Linked DNA regions of Homo sapiens: all the other regions are linked to region 3. The links are chromatin loops, found by intact Hi-C in ENCODE. Cell type or tissue: PC-3. All regions are shown on one strand.

The links. Peaks named below come from ENCODE experiments on the same cell type or tissue, not always from the same donor. Only the 100,000 strongest peaks of a DNase experiment are listed, where the experiment ranks them.
Region 1: it touches region 3 in a loop (7-fold over the local background); 14 of 110 quality-filtered maps call a loop at or near these places.
Region 2: a loop joins it to region 3, with 11 times the contacts of the local background. A loop is called at or near these places in 13 of 110 quality-filtered maps.

The regions. Positions count from the first base shown.
Region 1 is chr9:18,392,965-18,400,964 of GRCh38, forward strand. It overlaps a transcript of ADAMTSL1 not described here. Among named protein-coding and RNA genes, the nearest start is that of ADAMTSL1, 77 kb to the right of the region's middle. In PC-3, a CTCF peak has its summit at 3,321 (motif pointing left); DNase peaks (open chromatin) are centred at 517 and 897; H3K4me3 peaks cover 379 bases; H3K27ac peaks cover 2,576 bases.
Region 2 is chr9:18,820,587-18,828,586 of GRCh38, forward strand. It overlaps ADAMTSL1 (ADAMTS like 1), which reads left to right. Exons shown (of 29, transcript NM_001040272.6): 22 at 5,698-5,877. Among named protein-coding and RNA genes, the nearest start is that of SAXO1, 210 kb to the right of the region's middle. In PC-3, a CTCF peak has its summit at 3,689; DNase peaks (open chromatin) are centred at 1,405 and 3,685; H3K27ac peaks cover 560 bases.
Region 3 is chr9:18,250,431-18,258,430 of GRCh38, forward strand. It overlaps a transcript of ADAMTSL1 not described here. Among named protein-coding and RNA genes, the nearest start is that of ADAMTSL1, 220 kb to the right of the region's middle. In PC-3, a CTCF peak has its summit at 4,821 (motif pointing right); DNase peaks (open chromatin) are centred at 3,741 and 4,831; H3K27ac peaks cover 2,331 bases.

The DNA of each region.
Region 1 (8,000 bases), 140 kb after region 3:
ACTAAATTCAGGATGATAATTACTGAATACCTGTCATATTCCAGGAATAATGCTGTGTGTAAGGGGCACATAATTTTCTCTTAGAGTGCTTATTGACCACTTGTAGAAAGGGTTTCTGCTTTGAGTATACTACTCAGGTTATTAGTGGATGCATGAATGTGGGAAGTGGGAAATTAAGGAACCTCTAAATTTTACTCCAACTTACACAGTCTATTATCCTTTATACAAAATATAATTATTTTCACAGATTATACACATACACAGTATGCTGGGGTTTTTTAAATTAGAATTATAATTTGAGCATTAAGAAGTACTGTTGCTGTTGCATTCCACTTAATTGCCTGTGAATGTATTACTTCCTCAAATGTTCAGGAGAGTTCATGGTTGCTTGGACCTGGTAGGGATTAAAGGGGAAGGTAATGACTCACCATCCCAGTTGTCTCAAGACTCACCCAGTTTTAGCACTAAGAGTTCCACATACTGGGAAACCCCTCAGTTCTGAGAAAACAAGGATAATTGGCTCCCTTAGAGAATGTCTGAGTCATAGTTCTTCTGATATGTTGCATCATTCAAACTTACTAAGGATGTTAAAGAAGACAGTGTGGTGGTCATTGAGGTTGGCTCCCAACATCCATTTCACCCTAGTAACCTTCTACCCTGTTGCTGTGTTTTGTTAGAGGTGGCAAGGGCTAAGGCAATTTGGGTCAAAGTGATGTTGGGAGAAGCTTGCTAGGGACTTCTGAAAATGGCAGTGCCTTACTTTTAAGAGAGAACATAGAAAGGCAGCCTTTCTCTCCTGTTAAATGCCCCAGTATTCCTGGCAGCCATCCCACAACCTTGAAGGAAACAAGGCTTGGAGGGAAGCCAAAAGTGAAGGCAGAGAAAACAAAGCCTGGGTCCTGGATGATACCATCCGGCTGTGAAATAAACCAACTCCACAGCCCACTGTACCTCTGACTACTAGTTGGTAAACAAATATCCTAATGTGTAAGCCAGTTTAAATAAGGTTTCGGGTTACTTTGTTTGTTCCAGCTAAAAGCATTGCAGATGATGATCATGGAAAGTAATAAAGCCTTTAATTACCAATTGTCCTGACTGAATGGGTGAAAAATGTATCTTGGCATAAGATGATGGTTACGCAGCGAAAGCAGAGCCATAAAGAGATTGTTGCTTTAACTTTAAAAGTACAACTAGAACAAGGATTTTTTTTTAAAGGAGAAGCTGAGAAACAATTGAATAGGCCATTGACCAATAAAAATTAGCGGGGGATTGCATTGTTTTAAATCCTCAAGTTGATTGTTAAAAATAGTGAAAAGTTTTTAAAGGCCATATGCTTTAAAAGGAGGTTAGATGCCTAATTCCAATAACAGAATCTGTCCACAGCACTGCTTTTTGGTCCTATGCCCCAGGAGATCCATTTTTGTTTGTCAGATGTTATTTGTTGAATGGATATGATATTCCTGACATTGTAAATGTAAGACCAAATCAAAAAGGATAGAAATATAAATGAATAGACCCATTCTGCAAGAGAGAGAGACAGAAATGGAGAGAGAATAGGAGAATAAGAGAAAGAAGCTTGTTATAAATTATTGTGCTTTCAACTTATCACAAAAAGCTCATTCTTGTATTCCCAAACTGCAAAGACAACAGGTTAAAATAATAACCTTGAGTGTAGATAAAAGAAAGTTGATTATAAATTCAACATGGGTTTCATTATTTGTTCTGTATTTTAAGATGACATTCATCATAAAGGCACACCAACCCCGAAAATAGTTACCAACTCTCCACTTTAGACAACATGAGACAGTATGAGAACAGCAGGTCTGAAAAAAGGAAAGCATTTTTTTGCATTATGCTATTAAATGGAACACTTAATCAGCTTTTTTGCCAAGAGAAAACTTCCCATTATGTTAAGTTCTAAATAGGGCTGTGGGAAAAAAGTCTGCAAATGGAAAGGCTGTGGAGATGTGTCTGTTGACTTTGGTTGTTTCATAAAGTGTTAAGAGAGTCAGCATTTGTCAAAGATTCTTGGAAACCTTGGTTTAAGCAATTCTCTTTACCTTTTTGTCTGAGATTTGATGTCCCAACTTGGTAAATAGTGCATTTTTCAGGACAGATCTGTCAGAGTTTCCTCTTGTTCTCCCTTCACTCCTGCTCCCCCTTGTCCTTAGGCTGTTGCCAGGTGTTTGAGTATTATGTCGGATCTCCAGCATTATGTCATGGAAAAGCAACAGTAAGATCTGTAAACTGCCTTTCAAAACAGTTCTCCAGGAAGCCAGTCTGAATTTACTCTGGTTTTTAAAAAAGAATCATGTGTTTGACCAGCAGTTGCTTTAAATCCTGCTTTTTTCCACCAGAGATAAAGAAATGAAAAATGTGGGTATTGGTTTTTGCTGGCAAGATGTCGATCTAAAGTTTGCAGCATTCAGCATAAAATAAATGCACATGCTTTATTCAGAAATCTCATCCATTGATAAATGGGATCATTTAGAGACAGGACTGGTAGACTCTACCTATTCTTCTCCAAAGGAAAGCCTTGAGGATTTGCACTTTGTATGACATAATGGAAACAGACCCATTTTCTGATAGGGTATTTATCTGGCAAAATTCAATGAATGAATGGTTGGAGAGTCAGTATAGAATCTGTTCTGGAGCTTCTGAAGCATCCCTAGACCAAATTATATCCTGAACTGTACAGGTCTATCATCCTTCTCAACTGCAAGTGGTCAAAGACCTCTGAGCCTGTGTATTTGAAACTGACTGGTGATGAAAAGTGTAGTTTAACTAGTCTTGATTCAGCCTGGTTTAAGTTGGACACATTTTAGTTTCTTTGGTCTGTGACACAGATGTCTGCTGGATGAGCACCATCCTAGAGGCTGAACTAAAATTTACAAATATGTCATTTTTCTGCATGGGTAATATATACATCAAAGAGGAAGTACAAGACCCCTATATGTTGTCTTCTGCTTTCCAGATGTTTCTGAAATTACTTACTCCCTTTTAGTCTGGCCTTTCTGTGGAAGGAAACCTTTGATGCTAATCAACATTTGAAGTAGACCATTGATGCTGAGAGTTCTTGGGGCTAGCTCTTGCCTCTGAAGAGAATTTGCATAGGTTATCTACTGTAACCCACAAGGCAGTCAGTGACCCCATACTTTATCCAACCTTAGAGCACTCTGGTCCTTTTCATTAAACTGTTGGCCTGCCTCTTAGGTGCTCCTGCCTTTGCACAGTCCCAGTTGATGATAAGACAGTTGGTGGCCATGGCTGTGGAGATTTAGCTCAATATGGAAGTAGTCAGAAGGTTGACTGAAAGCTGGAATGTCAGGGTGCCCCCTCCTGGACTTATTCAATATAAAAATTAGATTGTGACTTAGTTCAGAGGAAGTTTGCTATTAATCCATAAAATCTAAGTCTCTTGTGCTGCAGTTTTTATGTTAATATTATTTTAACCTAAAAATAAATATTCATTACTATTCTAATAAATAATAATTTAATATTAATTAAATTTTATATTAACAAATATTAAACTTTAATGAGTGAAATTATATATTAATTATATTAATTTATATCAAGTAATATAATTAAAATTAATATTAATTAAATTTTACATTAATAAATATTAAATTTTAATAAATATTTTTATAATATTATTTTTATGTTAATAATGTCCTGTGCAAATAGAGTACCAGCCTTTATCAGCTTAAAAACTGGGATCCCTTGCACAAAACTATGTCCTTGCTTTGCCATGGTGATCTCAACTCTCAAGGTTTAACCACTCACATTTTTAAACTCTATTAGTTCACTTAGTCACTTTTAAATTACAAGCATAAAAACTCAGCACATTTTTATGATCATGCCACTGCACTTCAGCCTGGGCAACAGAACAAGACCCTGTCTCTTTTTGTTTAAAAACAAAAGCAAGAAACAAAACCTTAGTACATTCCTAAATAGGGGTCCTAAGAAATGTATGCCTTGGTTCTATATGCACTATGCCTCTTTATATCGTAACATTGATCTGGCTCTTGTATTTTCTAACAGAATCCCTGATGATGATTTTTATTCTCTGTGCCGTGCTATTCACAGTGATCCTGGGATCTACTATTTTTTAACCCCTATGCATAAATTAGACATTATCACTAAGTTTAGGTTTGTTTAGATTTCTTATCCGATTTTTGTTTCCCCTTTTTCCCCCACTCTTTTACCCTTATCCACAGGTGGTATTCTTGAAATGATTTTCTAATAGTCTATGGAGTTATGAACTTAGAATGAGTTGAGAGTGCCTTGCTTCCTTTCCCATATGATATTATCATCCCAGAAGGAAATCCTGCCTCGTGGTATAATTCTTTTCAAGAAGAGAAAGGAACACATTCTCTGAGCTTTAAAAGTACTGTATTTCTTGAGTCTATGATACCATTGAATCCATGATTAAAGATGCTGTTACATGCACTCCAAAAAAGAAAAAAAGCTCAAGATGAAAAATCTAATAATAGACTTGCAATTAAGAGGGCTACATCATTATTATGTGAGTAAATAAATGAACAAACAAAACCACCGTGTGAAAAGAGACAGCAAGAAAATGTATTTCTCAACATCGGTACTGGTGGAGGAAAGAAAAACTTCTCCCCTGATTATTTGAACCAAAACCCAATACAAGTACATGTTTTCAGTCTGAATTCATGAAAGTGATTGTAAATCACCATTGGATTATAGGACATACCACAATTTCAGAGATGATGAAATACATTGAAAAAGGTTTATTTTTAAATCAATGAAACACACTAATTTAAATTGTTCAAAAGTTAGTGTTTGTCTATATTTTTCTTAACTTCTAAAGGTTTGGGTAAGCATCTATACCTCATTGTCCTACTCCAAACTGGATTTCCAGATGTCTTAAGGTCATTTATCACTGAATAAGCCTCTCTGGATTCAACTTGATGTTTTCTCCCAGCCTCCATAAAGATGGAATATTTTAGAGGCTAATGCCCATAATGAGGTGTGTACGTTTTAAAGACCCCAGGAGCAGTACAGTATTGTCTTGCTCAGGGCAGTGTACATCAAGATGTAATTGTCAGATGTAAAATGACACTGAAAGTACATTCAATCTAACAGCTGGCTTTATAGTATTGGTTTTCAACACTCTCTTTCCATCAGAGCCACAATAGACTATCATCTTACTAAATTTCTCAAATTAAATAGAATCAGCCTTCTCATTCACATTGAATGGTAGACTCCCAGTGAATACCCTGATGCTTCATGTAACATATGTGCGGTTGAATTACTCTGCTACTGACCCATAGGTCCTCCCATTGTGTCATTATGATAAAATAGAAGTATGAGGTCATATTGAGTAAAATAACTTAAAATGTTTTTGTTTAAGAATGACCTGAACACTGTGTGTTCATCAGATACAGCTATATGCAAATTTTCTTCTACTTTAGTCTAGATCAGAGTTTTTCACTCTGGATCATTAGTGCAGTTATTAATATTAATTAAATTTGGAAAATTCTATCCACTCTGTTCCCTTTCTTAAAAAGTCACAATACCCATTTGAATTTTAAATGCCTTGAAAGGCCCTGGGATAAGGAGATTTAACTTTTCACAGTCAACTTTTTACAATTATTTTCCCTTGAAACCATGTCTTTCACAAAAAATTTATTCTAATTTTGCTTTACATAATTTAAGGTGCTGTCTAGATCCCATTTATTCATTTTCACTCTATTAGCAATGATTAGAGAGGCAGATCTGGTAGGATCTTATAGGCTGTTTTAATAGGAGGTCACTGAAGGGTTTTATAGGTGAGTGATCTAATCTGATATACAGTAGGAGTAAGGAAATCAAATTCCCTCCATCAATAAAAAGTTCATTCATTTATTCATTTAACAAATGTTTAATGAGTTTCTATTATATGTGAGGCATTGTGTTAGATGTCAAAGAGTGAAATTCAGATGATAATGTAGATGGTACAATGTAAACCAATACAATTATAGCCATCCCAGGGGCTGGAATCTTAAGATAGTATGTTGAAGTGTAAGGGTAGGGAAATTCAGTTCAACAAACACATACCACAGAGCCACTTATGTGCTAGTTAGATGTTCTCTCCTGGGGTTACAGAGATGAATCCAGTACATTTTTAGCTCTTGGGGAGCCTACGAGCTTGTGGGTGGAGCCACATCTGTTCACTGCCAAGTGTCAGAAGCATTTGTAAATCAAGGGTTGAAGAAAGCAGAACAGTCTTTTCTTTGCCCAGAGATAATTCACAAACTTAAGGATTGAAGGAGCTGATAAATTTCTTTAGTTCCTCTGTCTGCTTTACATATATATATATATATATATATATATATATATATATATATATATATATAAAATTATTATTTTCTTTTTTTCTTTTTTGAGACAAAGTCTTGCTCTGTCACCCAGACTGGAGTGCAGTAGCATGATCTCGGCTCACTGCAACCTCCGCCTCCCGGGTTCAAGCGATTCTCTTGACTCTCAGCCTCCCAAGTAGCTGGGATTACAGACGCGTGTCACCATTTCTGGCTGATTTTTATATTTTTTTGTAGAGACAGGGTTTCACCCTGTTGGCTGGTGAACCAGGCTGGTCTCGAACTCCTGACCTCAAGTGATCTACCCGCCTCGGCCTCTGAAAGTGCTGGGATTACAGGCATGAGCCACCGCACCTGGCTACTTTACCTTTATTTTAAAGTCTTCATTTTAGAATACTGTATGCCATAGCTTTCAAAAATAATGCATTTTATTATCAAAGACTATAGGAAAACATAAAAAAGAAAATTTGAAGATTTTGCAGCCATGGAGCTGGCTTGTTCCAAGACAAAAACCAGGGTTTCCTAGAGTTGCCTTTGTTCCTGACAAATTTTTTGGTGTTGGTGCTGGTCCAAAATGTTCTTATAATCAACTCCCTTATTATAGGCAATAACTCAGGAAAGGACTGTGTTTATACATCAAAAACCACAATAACAACAACAACAACAAAACTAGTTAGATATACTGTAGCACTGAGGTGATAGTGCTATAGTGTGTCTAATTAGTGATGATTGATGAGTGCTTTACTTTCCAATAAAATGTGATTTTTAGCTACTGGCGCTCAAGATAATGTCTTTCACTATGTCATTGTACTTAAATCTAACCCTAGCAACTCCCTCTTTCCAAAGCCATTAAGTTTTTTCTTTTTTTTACCCTAGAACTTAAAGTATAATAATAATAAAAAAGAAATAACATACTTTTACATTATTGTCCTACTGTGATACTTATTTCTAAGTATGTGGACCATATACTCTGATCACCCTATCATATTTCAGTTGGTGATATCTCTTTCTTGGCAAGCATAGAAATATAATTCAGTCTTTTCTCCAGTACTGTTAATCAGAACAATTTTTGTTGATAGTTTTAAAAGTTTCTTTTAACTTCGGTACTCAGTATTTGTAATGTCATATAAATTTTGGGGATCATTATCAAACTTGGAAGGCCTTTACTATGTTTCGTTCATAATACGCTCTAACAGAATACTTGCCATTTATAGTATTGCTATGTTTGTGCCTACAAACTCAGGAAATCAAGTAAATTTTATTTTGTACTTTTCATAAAAATGTATGATGTATTTGCAATTGTACATAGAATACGTTTCGAACAGGAGTGAATTTCCATTTTGACTTGGTGTCAATGAAAACCAAACCCTCAGCTTAAAATGTGTATATGTCTAATAAATGGAGGAATTTTCTACAGACTATCTTTGGGTTCTATACGTTGCAAACCTTGCTTTTACTCATTATTCACGTATTTCTGATATTAGGTACCCCTTACATTAGGGTAGATCCCACTAGGATCTCTAGCCCTGTGCTTCGTGCCATGACATTAGGTGATTCAATATAGTGCGTAGTAGGAGTATTTCATGAAGCTCAGGACAGCTGGCAATAACTGTACGATACCCTGGAGTAATTGTAAACAGCATAAATACACCTCACTAAGTCCAAACTAAATCT
Region 2 (8,000 bases), 570 kb after region 3:
TAATAGCCTATATTAAGAATATTATGTAATTTACCTAGACCAACTCACATGTTTGAATTGTTAGCAGTTTTTCATTAAACAACTTTTTGCGTACATGTGCTTTCAGCTTACAAAATGCAGCCTCACATTCTTCCCAATCCTGAAGCATCAACAGCATTAGGCAATGAGTATGATAGGCTTTTTCTTGAAAAGTGACCTAATCCACTGTATCACTCCCATGCTTGTTCTCTATTTGTTCTCTGAAGAGGTCAGAAAACTGAGTCGGCGATAAAGGATCAGGGGAAGAAGCAGTGTTTCAGTAAATGGGAACAGAATGTGCAAAGGGCCTGAGGTAGAAAGAGCATGCTGCATTTAAAGAAGTAAAACCTGGCTGGTGGTGTGGCTATAATATCAAGAGCAGAGAAGAAAGTAGCATATGAGGCTGAGGAGGTGTGGGTAGGCAGGGGCTAGATCTTACATGTTCTCATAGATTATGGTACAGTTTAGGTTTTTCTCCTAAAAGCAAAGGAAGTATTTGAAGGACTTACTTAGGAGATAAAATCAGCAGGACTAAGGATGCAGAAATAGTTCAAGAGTCAGTGATGGGTGGTGTATTAGGATAGATTAGACTCTGGTATCAAGTAGACCCCCAAATGTATAATGGCTCAAATACAATAGAAGGTTTATTTTTGCTTATCTAAGAGCCCAAAGAGTACACCTGGTCATCTGGAGAGGATCTGCCCCCACAGTGTCATGCAGGGTCACAGGATGCTGGTGGGTCTGACATCTGGAACACATGCCTTCCAAGGTCTCCATAGGGGTTACCTCTATCCTATCAACCAGGAGAGGGGAAAACAGAATACGGAGGATGGTTGAGAAGGCTTTTAAGGGCCACGCCTGGAAGGAGCATACATTAAGACTTTTCACAATCCTTTAGTCACATGGCCACGCACAACTACAAAGGATGCTGGGGAAGGTAGGCTCACTGGGTACTCAGGAAAAAGAGGGAAACTGGTTTTGTGAACAGCTATCGTTGTCTGCCACAGTCAGTATGGAGAAACGTGGAAGGCTGGAAACCTTCTTTCCAGACTGCCTTGGTTTTTTAGAATAATTGACAAGACTGACAGTTGAGTTACTGTATCCTTTCTCTTTTCTTTCCCTAAGCCACCCTACCTCCACACCTCCTAGGAAGCTTCTAGAATTTCCCATGTAAAGGTGCACCTTTGAGTGGAAACCCCACCTTGAGATGTTGACACACCGCCATGGTGCAGGCAGCCTTCCAAATGTAATAAGGGATCCAGTTAACAAGAATACCCTGTCTGGGACTTTTTAAAAAAGAATATTTTAGCATCACCCTACCTGGCAGCTCCATGGACATCAAAGGCACTGGACCTTGTAATCATATCAAGTTACCACCCAGTATGACTAAGCTCTTTTACTGATCCTTTCAAGCAGCAGGGAGAGCATGGGGCTGTTGAAAAGATACACCACAGGGGAAAATGCAAACGTGGGTTCTTTTCCTTCGCTGTTTTAAGATACAAATAATACCAGGGAGGTTAGCATGTGGAGCCTATCCAAGTAGCTGGTCCACAACAACATAGCTTTTGGATTTTGTTCTGTGGTAGAGCATATTTTCTGTCATTTTCAGGTGTTTGTTTTTGTGGCATTTGCTGTCACACTACAGCAGGCTAGAAAAGATCATCTCCCGCAACCTGACCAAGCTTCTCAACAAGAAAGAGCTAAAAAGCCAGAACACATGGATTCTGGAACCTCTCTCCTGACAACACCTTGGTTTTACAACCACAGCAGAAACATTAATTCTGAAAGTAGAAAGGAATTAAGCCTTTGACAGTTCAGAAATAGTAAAGCAGCAGTTCAGATTTTCTCTCAAGAGTCAGGCTAGTATAATGGCAGGCGGTGTACACTTGTTAAGATGGGGACTGTTGGCATTAAAGGTATCTCAGTTTGAATCCCCACCCTGGCACTGGTGGGTTACTGATTGGCTGTAGGGTAGGGAACTGGGGGGAACAGAAACTCTTTTCTGATGTAATGATGTAATCGTTCAGGCATCCAAACAAATGTGACCTTAGGCAGATTTCTTAATCTCTATGAGACCCTTTTTCTCATAAAATGGAGTTATTAAATAGTACCTGCTTCACAGGATCATTGTTAAAAATAAGTGATTGTGTTTATAAAATGTTTGACTTATAGCAAATGTTCAATGTTATTTCTCCGTTTAACACACTCAGGATACGTTTGCATGTCTCAGTACACTCCGATGTTGAGGTATTCTGAACATCAGTATTAGGCATGTGTATCACTACCTTTTCAAGGGACTCTGTGGAACATTCAAGGGCTGGTGACGTTTTTTAAAGCGTCGTTGTCATCTCCTGAGAGAAAAAGAAAAAAAAACTTTATAACACCTCAATTATTGTTTTCTATTTCCTCATTCTACATGCGTAATGTCAGAGCCAGTTATGGAAGGACTGGCTGTCACTCCAAGGTGTCTTAGTAATATCATTCTCCACCTAAGGCCCACAGTTCCAGGCAGGAAGTCCTCAAAATGTGGCACCAGTAACAATACCTACATCGGCAAACTCATAATGCAGATCTGTGCTTGAATGAATCTGAGAGAGGTTTGCCAGTAGATTAAAGAATGATTCCCACTTAATTTCTCTTCCCTTGGGACTGCTGTCAGGTCCATGGTTCCAGGTTTACAGAAACTGGAGGTTTCTTCCTCCACCCTGCTATTCTGAACGTTTCCATTTCTCCCATGAAGTCCCCTGCTGTCACCAGAGGAATTCAGCCCTTTTGGTTTATATCCAGTCCTGTCCTCTCAAACAAGCACAATTTTAGAACGGCATGAGATAGACAGACATCAAGGGAATGGAAGAAGCTTGCAAGCCATTCCTGGGGGAGTGAGAAATAGCTCCCAGGTCTGCTTCCATCCCTGGGTTCTCTCCCTTCTCCCTCTGTTCCACCCTCCCTTCTCCCCTCTGTCACTCTCACTCTCATTTTCTCTCCCCCTGAGTCTTTGTGTTTGCTGCCCACAGCCCTCCTCAAAGGAAGATGCAGGCAGTAAGTGCTGCATGTGAGCAATGTGAGGGAAAGAGGATGAATAATGGTAGAAAATGGTTTGCAGGGCCGGCATGGTGGCTCGTGCCTGTAATCCCAACACTTTGGAAGGCCAAGGCAGGTGGATCATCTGAGGTCAGGAGTTCAACGCCAGCCTGGCCAACATGGCGAAACCCTGTCTCCACTAAAAATACAACAATTAGCTGGGCGTGGTGGTGCACGCCTGTAATTCCAGCTAACTTGGGAGGCTGAGACAGGAGAATCGCTGGAACCCAGGAGGCAGAGGCTGCAGTGAGCCGAGATCATGCCACTGCACTCCAGCCTAGGTGACAGAGCAAGACTCCATCTCAATAAGAAAGAAAAGGAAGGAAGGAAGGAAAGAAGGAAGGAAGGAACGAAGGAAGGAAGGAAGGAAGGAAGGGGAAGGAAAAGAGGAAAAGGGTTTGCAGGAACTCATTTTTCCTTGTTCTTTCAGGAGAAAAATAGCTAAGAGTGCATTTCTTCAATTTACTTCTGAGGCTGTCTCCTAAATGCCGTGGATTTTTTTTTTTAAATGGGAAAAAAACTAAGCTCAGGGTCCAAAGTCCAAGCTGGCATGGACAGGCATCATGATGCTCTTGCTCTCCCTAGTGGTGCTGCAATGAAAAATCAGCTGTTCCACCCCTCACCTGTGTCTTTTCTCCAGGTATCTTTAGAGATGATGCCAACCTGGCCCCTCTTACACACTTGAGCATAAAGTATCCTACTGTTAGAGCCAGATTAGCGTGTGCCTCTCTCTGATGTGACAAGGCTGTGGTATCCAAGTCTCCACCCACTTTCGGTAGCCCTGCCTCTCTTTCTCTAGCCAATTTCAAGGACACGTAACAGATACACAGGCAACTCTTTGAAGACACTCTGCATTCTCAACAGAAGGCTAGCCATTAAGGGCAAACTGCCCTTGCCCCAAAGGCAAAAACCAGCCCCAGCTCAGGGAAAACACTAGACCACTAGACTAAAGGTCTGGCTCCTTGGCCATTCTTGGCTTTGACCCCATTTCCCGGGACTTGACCCTTTTTTTTTTTTTTTTTTTTTTTTTGAGACAGAGTCTTGCTCTGTCACCCAGGCTGGAGTGCAGTGAGGTGATCTCGGCTCACTGCAACCTCTGCCTCCCAAGTTCAAGTGATTCTCCTGCCTCAGCCTCCTGAGTAGCTGGGATTACAGGTGCCCACCACCATGCCTGGCTAATTTTTGTATTTTTAGTAGAGACAGGGTTTCACCATGTTGGTCAGACTGGTCTCAAACTCCTGACCTTGTGATCTGTCTGCCTCGGCCTCCCAAAGTGCTGGGATTACAGGCATGAGCCATCACGCCCGGCCAGGACTTTACACTTTAAGCATGCCCTGGATACATGCCAGTGAGTTCTATAAATAAACTGTGTGAGCTGGGTCAGCAGGCTGAGTTGTGTAGGGGAGGGTGCTTTCTGCTCCCTAGAGACCTGTGAATCCGTGCCACATATCTTCAGTCTCTCAACATACTCAGAGCCCAGCCTCCTATAGGATCCTCCTAAAACAGCATCTAGGAAGGCTCATCCTAAACTCTCAGGGCCTGTTTTCCAGCATGTCAACCACAAGGAAACTTCCTGAGGAATTCATGGGGTCCCTAGAGCACAGAGCCTGGCTTCCAAAGAGAGAGCCCATCCCAGGTCAGCAGATGATCTCCCCATCCCATCTCTCTCACAGAAAATAAACTTGGATTGTGGAAAGAGTTGAGCACTTTCCTTTTGTCCTTTTCCTGTGGTTCTACTGATACTACCATTTCATGTTCTCTTGCTCTGAGAAGATATGCAGGCTTCCAAAAATACAAGCAAGTTTTCTACATAAGAGTGTCAACTCCAGTAGCAATCTAGCAGCTTCCATTTGTCTAGTTCATACATATATTTTAACGTTGTATAGCTTTGCACTTTTTATTAAAATATATCTATACAGAAAAGTACATGTATCATAAAGGTACCAAGTGAACACTCCCCACCAGACCAGCCCCCGGTCAAGACACAGAGCATCGCCAGTGGCCAAGCCACTTGTCCCATTTCTCAGTCACAACCCCTCCCCATTCATTCCACTGACTACTAACAGCATAGATTAATGTTACCAGGTTTTTTTTTTTTTACTTACGGAAAGGAAATTATACAGTATGTACTCTTGTGTCTGCCATCTCTTACTCAACATTATGTTTATTTCATGTAGTTTCATTTTCACTGGTGTATACATTTGGTTCTCATGTTTTTCAAATACATTTTCTCCAAAGAATTTGGGTACTCTCCTTCCACCTTGGCAAGCCCCCCCTGCCAGCTTCCTGTTTCCTCCTCTTTGTACTGGCCTCCCTCTTCCTGTCTCATCACTGTAAGTTTAAAAGGCAAAAGATCTGGAGACAACTGAGATGTTTATCTTGTATCAACATTTATTCTGATTCTTTGGTCACCCTGAAGTCTATATCCTTATCCTACCAGGCTCTGGACATTATTTAATCTGGCCAAAGCCTGGTAGAAGATGTCCCTGTAGAGCAGCCCCAGGGAAGGGGGATTCAAGAAGCTATAAATGCCTCTGGGCTCACCTGAATGTGTTTGACTGATGAGTGGGGTTTTTTGTTTTTTTTTTTTCTTCCTAGGAGTGCCTGAAGCTGAAGTCACTTGGTTCAGGAATAAAAGCAAACTGGGCTCCCCGCACCATCTGCACGAAGGCTCCTTGCTGCTCACAAACGTGTCCTCCTCGGATCAGGGCCTGTACTCCTGCAGGGCGGCCAATCTTCATGGAGAGCTGACTGAGAGCACCCAGCTGCTGATCCTAGGTAAACACTTCAAAGCTGGCTGCCTCTGCTGCACCCTGTTGGGAGTGACTATCTAACCCACCCTCTACCTCCTTTGTGCCCTAATCCAATTAAGGACATAAAAGGTAAAATTGATATCCCTTCACTTCTTCCCAATTTAGGGCCTTTCGATAGAACACAAACTTTGAGCCCAAACAAGAGCTTGAACCTTGGCTCTTCCATTTACTAACTGCCTGGCATTGGGCAAGTTACTTCACTCTGCTAAGCCTTAGATACTGGTCTCTATGCGGAGACTCCAGACAGGAGGATTGCAAGGGCAGAACAGGTATCTCAAACAGAGATAACCTAATTAAAACAATTGTCCTTAACTCTTCCTGCATTAAGGACTTCTTTGAGAATCAGATAAAAACTATGGATTCCTCCTTCTAGAAAAATTCATACATGTAATATTTTTCATATAATTCCAGGAAGCTTATGGTCTGGTCCATCTAAAGTCTCCACATGTACCCCTAAACATAAGAACCCCTGATTAAAGACTCTGGCATGGCTCCTGGTATAAAATGGGTGCTTAAAAATAATTGCTGGGACACCATCCACCATCTGATTATTGCCCAGTTCTGGACTCAGCCATGTTGCAAGCTATAACCGTTTTTGCCCCCTGGACTAGGGACACCCTGCTGTTCTTCCCCCACTGAGTCTGGGTGCTAGGGAGATAAAGTTAAAAAAAAAAAAAAATTTTTTTTGGCTTTCTCAAAAAAAAGAGCAATTATTAGAGCACTTATGCTCTAATTATGCTCTTTCTCACCTAGAGAAAGCTGTCATTCTAAGGAAAAAAGGGAAAGATGTAAGAAATAATAATTCATGCCACACATACATACATAAACATACATTACAGACTTCCTCAGGGAAAAATATTTAAACTTTACACTTCTGTTTTCACACCGAGAGTTGAAGATATACCAACACATAGGTCCTTCTAGACCCTGCCCACTCAGATTTCAGAGAGGCCCAAACGGGTTTTCATCTCACTGGTGGCTGCATAAACCTCCAGCCATCTTAAGAAGCCACAGAAAACTGGCTCAGAGAAAGATGTTATTTGTTTTGCGCTGGGTTTCATCCAGCTGAGCTGCTAGTCTGGAGCCCAGAGACCAGGGAATATTGCCCCACACTGAGTTACGGTGCTTACCAATGAGATTTTTCTCCCTAATAATCCTTCCTTATTGTCTCTGCTAACACAGATGAAAGTCTAAGATGTATGGCTGCTACTGTGGCTTTGCCAATGAAGTGTGTATGTTCTGTAGGCAGGTGCTTACTGCATTCCAACTCTAATACAGTGTAGCAGTGAACACGGTGTTCGAAGAGCAAAACATCTTCCCCATTTTCATCAAACTTAATGGGGAAAAAAATCACTGTCAAGACTCTTAGGTTTAAGGCTTTTCTTGATCACAGTTCTTGGTTTATTAAGGAAAGTTTGTTAGCTTTTAGCAGGTACTTTATGAACATCAAAGCAATGTCTCATTTAATCTGCAAAAATGTAGCTTAATTTTTAAAGGGGGCATTTTGTGGATGAAACTGAGATTTCACCCCAAGTTCCGTGACTTAACCTGTACTATGAGGACTTGAAATGCAGTAAGGCAGACTTTCATCCATGTATTCATATAGTCCATTGGACAGATATTCATTAAGTGTTGCCATTTTATGTTGCTGACATTAAGTTCCATGTCACCTGGACACTGGTAAAGTTTTAGGAGAAATATAAGTGGTGGCCTCTACCCCTGGAGAATTTACAGTTTTCCTGGGAAGAGCAAATGGACATGCACTGAAAAGGAAAATTACTTTCAAAGCTGTAAGGACATTAGGAGGGGCCAACAATTGGCCCAAAAAGAGCTGATTGTTTTGAAGATGGAAAGTACCCTCCCCTTTTTGCTCTTAGTAAATAAGCACAGCTTTCATGAGTTTCAAGAGGAAGTATTGAGGAGGAGAGAAAGAGAGATGCTTTGAGTAAACTGCCACCATCAGTTCCTAAAATCATGGTATTCCAGAGTAGAAAGAGATCTTAGAAAGGAACCTCATTTTGTAGATGAGAAAACTAAGGCTCTGAGGACTTAAATGACCTAATTAGTGAATGACAGAGGCATGGCTCA
Region 3 (8,000 bases):
AATAAAGAAGTAGGGGATGTGGTTGCCCTGGTTCCTGGTGAGAACCTAAAGAATGGAAACAGAAGAAAAGAATGTCCTTTTTCAAGACAGAGCAAAGGCCCAGCTTTAGACACTACCTTCTGAGCCCTAGAAAACCTGGGAATCCCCTCCCCTCAAAGAGCATCCTCAGCTACGGAGTTGATCTCGGTGACCTGGGAACACCTGAATCAGTGCTGTGGATGGCTGGGGCCCTGGGAAGTGATGCCCATGGAAGTCAGAAGTGTTCTCATGCCTTGCTCGTGGAAGAGGGGGCTTCTTGTTCCTGGGAAGCTGGGGATACAGTGGCGGTTTTCCACACCCCGCTCCATGTTCGAGGCTCCTCATTCCTGAATGAATTCCTTGCAGATGGTAAGAGAAGAAATGACTCGTTTTCTACCACCAGCCCGTTTGCCACTGCTAAGGAATCTCTACCAACTTATGTGTGAGTGCTAAAGAAACGCAAAACTCTGGTCAGGAGAGAATAATGACAACTCACTAAAGAAAAATATGATCCTGATGGGGAGCCCATGTGACTGTCTTAGAGCAGCAGATCTCAATGAAGAAATAGAAGAGAATGTTAACAAAAAACAGAAACAGCACAGAACTGTCAGGAAGATGTAATTAGGGTACCAAAATTTAACTCTAAAACTAAAAAAAAGTATAATTAAAAATTAATAGGTAAATGGATTAGAAGAATCATTACTGTAAAAACTGAAAATGTGATGTAGAAAATTAAGAGGCAGAAGTTGAAGTTTACAGAAAACAGACTTGGAAGACATATCTAGAACACACAGCATGCACTCATAAGAGTTCTAGAACAAGAAATAATTGGAGATAAAAACAGGAAAAATAATTAATAACATATAAAATAGTTTTCTGAAGACGGTGTTGAGTTTCTAGACAAGAAAGTTTTATCGAGTCCTGAAAGAAGCATTTTGATGTTTCCGAGTGACTTTCTAAACTTCAAAAGGACAGTGAAAAAAACCTGACAATTTTCTAGATAGAAAGTACAAGTTATCAACAAAGGATGTACTTCTGAATGGCAGGAGAATATATGACAGTATTATAAATGCTTATCCTTTAAAGTTATTTTAATTAAATTCATTTTCTATTAGAGTATCAATTGGGTTTATGTATTCTTTGTTTGCAGGAAGGGACTGGATAAAATGATTTCAAGGCTCACATGGAAGAAAAAGGGTGTGACAAGACCCAAGAAAGTCCTGGGAAAAGAGTTGTGTGTGAAGCTTGCCTTACAAATTGTTATCAGTTGTTTCTATAACCCTACTACAAACCAAACAGGATAGAGCTGGCACGGGCACAGAGAAAGATATTGGTGCAACACAGTAAATATCCAGAAATAGTTTCAAATATATGTGAGAAATTAAAAATTGACAAGGATGGCATTTCAATTCAGTGGGAAAAATTTGGTTCAACTAAATAAAACTGGATAGCATTGCTGACATAATGACTATCCAACACAGGAAAAAGCAAGCTAAACACCAATCCATATTACAAAATGAATTCCAGATCAATTAAAGATATAAATATAAAATATGAAATTAAAGATATTTTAAAATTTCCTACCAAGACAGGAAACCAAGATACTAAAAGAAAAAAAATGAACCATGTAACTTTTTAAATTGGATGATATAGTATAAAAAGAAGAAAGAAAAATGAGCGGTTAGGAGAAAAGTTTAGGAGAAAAGTTGCAGTACATAGGAAAAATGAAGGGTTAGTATCCCTAATATTAAGAGTTTCTATAATTATTTTTTAAAGACATATAACTCAGTAGAAAAATAGGCAAATAATTCGAAAGTGGAATCCAAATGGCCTATAGACATGAACATGGCCTATAAATGTGCTCAACCTCATTTACTGGTTACAGAAGAAATGCAAATCAAACTCAAAATGAGATACAGTTGCCCCTTGTTATCCATTGGGGGTTGGTTCCAGGACCTCCCATGGATACCAAAATCCTTGAATGTTCAAGTCCCTGATATAAAATGGTATACTATTTGCATAAATCTACACATATCCCCCTGTATACTTTAAATCACCTCTAGATTACTTATATACCTAATACAATGTAAAGGCTATGTAAACAATTGTTATACTATTGTTTAAGAAATAATGACAGGAAGAAAAAAGTCTATACATGTTCAGTACAAATGCAATTTTTTTTCAAAATTTTCTATCCACGGTTGATTGAGTCCACGGATACAGAGCCCGCTGATAAGGGGGTGCTGACTGTATTTTAAAGCCCATCATACTAGCAAAACTTCAAGAGTAAAATTATCTATTCCTGGTAAGAATGTTAGGAAATGAGCATCTTAAATGTTGCTGGTTGGGTATTAGTTGTCACCATTTTTGAAAGTTATCTTGCTGTATCTAATAAAATTTACAAATACATATGCTTTGACTAAGCTATCTAACTTTGGAGAATCTCTGGAAAGCAAGCAGCAGGAGATAAACATATGTTACACTATGTTTATTACCTCATTATCTTCCAGTCCTTTAAACTGTAAAGAAAATAAATTTTCACCATTAGGAAAATATTTGAATTGATTGTGGCATGTCCATACTATGGAATACTGTGCCGCTATTTGAAAAGAATGTTACATTTATGTCTGTCCATTTGGAGAGGTTTCTATGATGTAGATGTCATGATGAGTGAGGAAACCAAGGTGTAGAACAATATGTATGGTACTATCTCATTTCTAAACCAAATAAAAAGCTGAAACCTTACCTATGTCTATATATGAGTGTATATGTCTGTATGGGTATACATAAAGTGGTAGAAGGATGAACATCGGATGTTAACATTGGTTACCTCAGGAAGGAGGGAATGAAAGGGACCCTGGGTGGATGGAGATGACTAATTTCTCCTTTATACATCTTTTGAAGATTTTCTTGGTAACAATGATCATATATTAGTTTAGTGCTAAAAAATAACAAGAAAGTAAAATAATTCTAACTAGTTGTCTAATTTTATCAAAGATAGTGTAAAAAACTAGGCCTATATTTCTTTTCTAAAAATAGAATGAAAACTTCCACTTTCCCCCATTACTATAGGAAGCGTCGCTGATTACTTCCTAAACCCCAAGAACAGAAGCAGCTTACAAAAAATTGTAAGTGACCTGGGTTGTATATCTCTCACTGCTCTGTGGGCAAAGTCAGGGGAAAATGCTTCTTTCTAGAAGTTGTCAAGCTTCCCTGTGGTCTGTCTGGTTGGTTCCTTGTTTCTAGCTGGAACTGCTTTTCAGGTCTTTCATTTTAATCCAATTTGATGCTTTAAAGAAATTCTAGCTAGTAGGAGCAGCCCCATAATTTCCGGAGATCTCCCCTTAAATAACAATTCCACTAGAATCTTAGCTTCACACACACTACTAAAGCTGTAGTTCTTAGGTAGTGGGACGAGGCAAGCACCAGCAGTGATAATGGCATGCTTTTTGATGAGTCTTTGATGATATACAACTTTTCAAGCACATTGCCATCTTCATTCCTTTGGCAACAAATTTACGTGCCAATTCACGTGCTGACCCATCTGTGTGCAACCTGCCACTGTAGACCAGATATCATCGTGTTTGGGAGGCAGCACCTCCTCGAGTGATTAAGAGCCTGAGCTCTGGAGTCAGACTCCCTAGATCTGAATTTTACCTGAGCCACCCTGTAAGCTGTGTGGTCTTAGACTCAATTTCCTCCCCTGTAGGATGGGAGAGCTAATCACGTCCACCTCACTGGTTTGCTATGAGATAAACTCTATAAAACTCTTAACAAGTAGTGTGTTAGTCATCATTATTATTTGAGGGCTAACATTTACGGACGGGTGGCCACGTTTTCTTTTCATAGTATCTTAAACAGCCTCACCTATGGAACTACCGTCAATACTCTTTTTGGTTTTTTTTTTTTTTTTTTTTTTTTTTTTTTTTTTTGAGATGGAATCTCGCTCTGTCCCCCAGGCTGGAGTACAGTGGCGCGATCTCAGCTCACTGCAAGCTCCACCTCCCGGGTTCACGCCGTTCTCCTGCCTCAGCCTCCCACGTAGCTGGGACTACAGGCTCCCGCCACCACGCCCGGCTAACTTTTTTGTATTTTTAGTAAAGACGGGGTTTCACCATGTTAGCCAGGATGGTCTCGATCTCCTGACTTCGTGATCCGCCCGCCTCGGCCTCCCAAAGTGCTGGGATTACAGGCGTGAGCCACCGCGCCTGCCCCCCCGCCCCCCCCAGTACTCTTAAATACACTTTGCAGTAAGGAGAAAGTGTGGGAAGAAGAGAATTGTGAGTGGAGCATTTTACAATCATTTTTAAAATTAAGAACAGTTGGTATGTATAAAGTTATTAGCTATGTGGCAAGAAGGGGAAAATTTTGTCGGCTTTGCTAATTTACTTTGTTAAACTTAAATCTGATACATAAGGAGCTAAATTTATGACATTATCTAGAGCAAGAATTAAATTGGTAATCTTCCCTTGTCTTAGCAATAGAAACCCAATTTTCCAAAGCCAGCTCACCTGCGTTTGATGATCTATAGGTTATATTTTTTCTGTATTTAAAGTGTGACCTTACTGGATTTGCAAATGATATTGCATTTATTTTCATTAAATGTTTGAGTGAAAGTTTCTATATCTGACTTGTCTTCATTTTTCCTCCTAATAAACTTGATATTGTTTGAAATCTTGTTTGGCATTATAATATTAACAAATTCCAGCTTTTGGTGTTTTAGTGTCCTGGCTGTCAAGGGATGAAAGCTGAAGGGTCCCGTGTATTTGCACATTCGTAGGCTGTAACTCCACACAGAAACCACTAGGGGGCGCTGCCGCATTCTTTACCTTGTAGCAGGCGTATAAGCGGCAGGCGTATGAGCGTTTGCTAGCATCTTTAAATCATGTGTGTATGCTCATACTTAGAAAAAAAAAAAGAATGAGGCTTTGATAGTAAAAACAGACGAAACTCTCAGCAGGTTTCACATGTCAGTACTTAATTTCTGCAGAGTCAGAAAGAAGGCTTTGTTTTTTAGGCTGTACTCCTGTGACCAGCTACTTATGTTAACTTCTAGAAAAGCTTTGAGCATTTCTGTGACTCCCCAGTGCATTTAGCATTTCCTATGTAATAAGAAATAGGCCTTTTACATTACAGGATATGTATGAATAAAGGTGTGAAATATGAACCAATCATAAATATAGTGGTTTCCTCTCTAAAGGAAATATCTATGTTTGCAAATCCAGAGACAGGTGAAAATGAGGACTTTGTCTTTTCATATGCTGTTATTAAATCTTATTTATTTGGATGCAATTCATCGTTCTGTCGAAATCCCACTCCTTGCCCACTCCCTCCCACCTCTCTGCCTCTTTCCCTGGTCTCCAGCTGGCCCTTGGTAAGCCTTTCCATCTACCCTCTTTGTCAGAAGACTCAGGGAGTCTTTCTGACTACATAACTGCGAAGCAGAGATTATAATCTGTTTCTAAATCTGATTGTGGTCTTGTTTCTCATATGCAACTGACTTTCGCCCCCATCAAAGAGCCCTGTTTTTGATTTTTCATGTCTGGATGACTACAACATTATCTTTGGCAATCTTCCTTGTTTCCTATTTGAAGATGCTCTTCCAACCGAAAAGCATAATTTCTCTCACTCTTATCATGAGATTCCATTTCTTAAAATGTGACATAATGCTTCTCTGAGCATAGTCTACAAGTCTACATTCTGCACCTTTAAATTGAAGGTCCCCTTCTTACTCAGCTTCCATGACATGAAATCTCATAAATGACCTTGAGGAGGGTTTTATTCATGCTGGATCAAAGGCAAAGGGCATCGTACAGGCTGGGACGTTTGTCTAAGCATGAGAAGTTTGACAAAGATGGAAGACGCTAGGCAGGCAATAGGTTGGTTGCAATAAGAAAGGGCAACTTAGACCCTTGAACTCCTGACAGGGTTTCCAGGAGTTCCTCAAAGGTAGGGTGTAGGTACAGGAAAGAATGCAAAGTACAGTCCAATGAACCCTGAGGTTGGAGGATATAGATGCTTAATGGAGCTTGCAAAAGTCATTGTGAACCTTCTCTGTCTAAAACACTATCCTAGATGTTAGATGATGTTTTGAAAAAGAAATGGGCATAGACATGAATAGAATATGGTTTCTGACATCAAAGGAGTTAACAGCCCATTGGGGAAGACCAAGGAGCCAGTGCTATAGTAGGAGAGGGACAGAGAGGCTTAAGAGCTAATTCTGGAACCTACTAGCCTCAGGAAGTTTTGCTTCTAGCCCAGGATTCATTATTTACATGTGAACCAGATGAGCCAGCGGTGTTGCCCAGCAACCATCGTAATATACAGCCCGGGTGCTCTGATAGTGACATCTCCCTGTCAGCACTGCCTGTTCCTTGGGAATGTTTTCTTTGATTCATTTTCCCAAGAAATTTCATTAAGCCATATTCAAAGTAAAAGAGTTTTAAACCCCCACTGACTTTTACCCCTCTTCTGTGCTTGTACTTTATCTGCCAGAGAAGTCCCAGAGACAGCTGTACCCCTGCCTCAAGCTTACACATTCCATGAGAGTGGTTTTTGTTCATTAAAAATAATTTCCTGATATCTTCAACTTATCTTAAATTCATCCAAAAAATAAGCTTGATTGATGTACAGGTAGAATGTTGGATAGATGATAGGTATGAAATAAGTCAAATATAATAAAATATCAATTACAAAAATTAGATGTCAGGTATGGTGATCATCACAACACAATTCTTTAAATTTTCATATTTGAAATTTTTCATAAAAATGTTTTTTAAAAACAAAAAGTTATTTTGTAATTTTCTAATTTATCAAGAGTATCTTGCTACAGAATGGAGGAGATCCAAAAAGATAATGTGAAAGGCAGAGAATTCAAAACAAAATCCAACTCAATTAAAAATTTGCAATGGACTTGAATAGACATTTTCTCTAAAGATATACAGATGTTCAATAAGCGCATGAAAAGATGCTCAACACCCCAGTTATTAGGAAAATGTACAATAACACAACAATGAAATATCACTTCACACTACAATAGTTATTATTCCAAAATAATAATAATAACAACAACAGAAAATAAAATGTGTGGGTGATGATATGGAGATATTGGAATCTTCGTGCATTGCTGTTGGGAGTGTAAAATAGTACAGCCCCTATGAAAAACAGTTGAGCAGCTTCTCAAAAAGTTAAGCACAGAATTACTTTATCATCCAGCTATATTCTCTTTCTAGATATATACCCCCAAAGAACCGAAAGCACACACCCATGTTTATAGTGCATTATTCACAATAGCTAAAAGGTGGAAACAACAGATGAGTAGATAAATGAGGCCTAGACATAAAATATTATTTGGTCATAAAAAGAAATGATTCTGATAGAGTTATAATGAATCTTACAAATATGCTAGGTAAAATAAGGACAAATACTATGTGATTCCAATTATAGAAGGCACCTAGAATAGGAAACTTCATAGAGACAGAAACGAGAATTGAGATCTTCAGAGCAGAAGGAAGGAGGGAAAAAGGAGTTATTGTTTCCTGGGTACAGAATTTCTGTTTGGGATGATGAAAAAGTTTTTGGAAATAGATCTTGGTGATAGCTGCACAACAATGTGAATGAACGTACGTAAAGCTGCTAAGTTGTACTCTTAAAAATAGGTAAAATGGCAAATTTTATGTTATGTGTATTTACAAGTAATAAAATAAAAACCAGGTTTTTTGCTAAATTGTACACTTAAAAATAGGCAAAATGGCAAATTTTATGTTGTATGTATTTACCAGTAATAAAAGAACAACCAGAGTTCCTTTCTCAAACAAGATGCGTACGCAAGAAAAAGATCAATGAAAAGGCAAGGTGATATGCTAGTATGCAAAATGAGGTAAACGAGGAATTATCTGAAATAAAAGAAAAAGAGTTGGAGATGACAGAACATTGGGAGAAAGAGGGTTCTGAGCCAGAAAGCCACATAGGAGAAAGGAGGA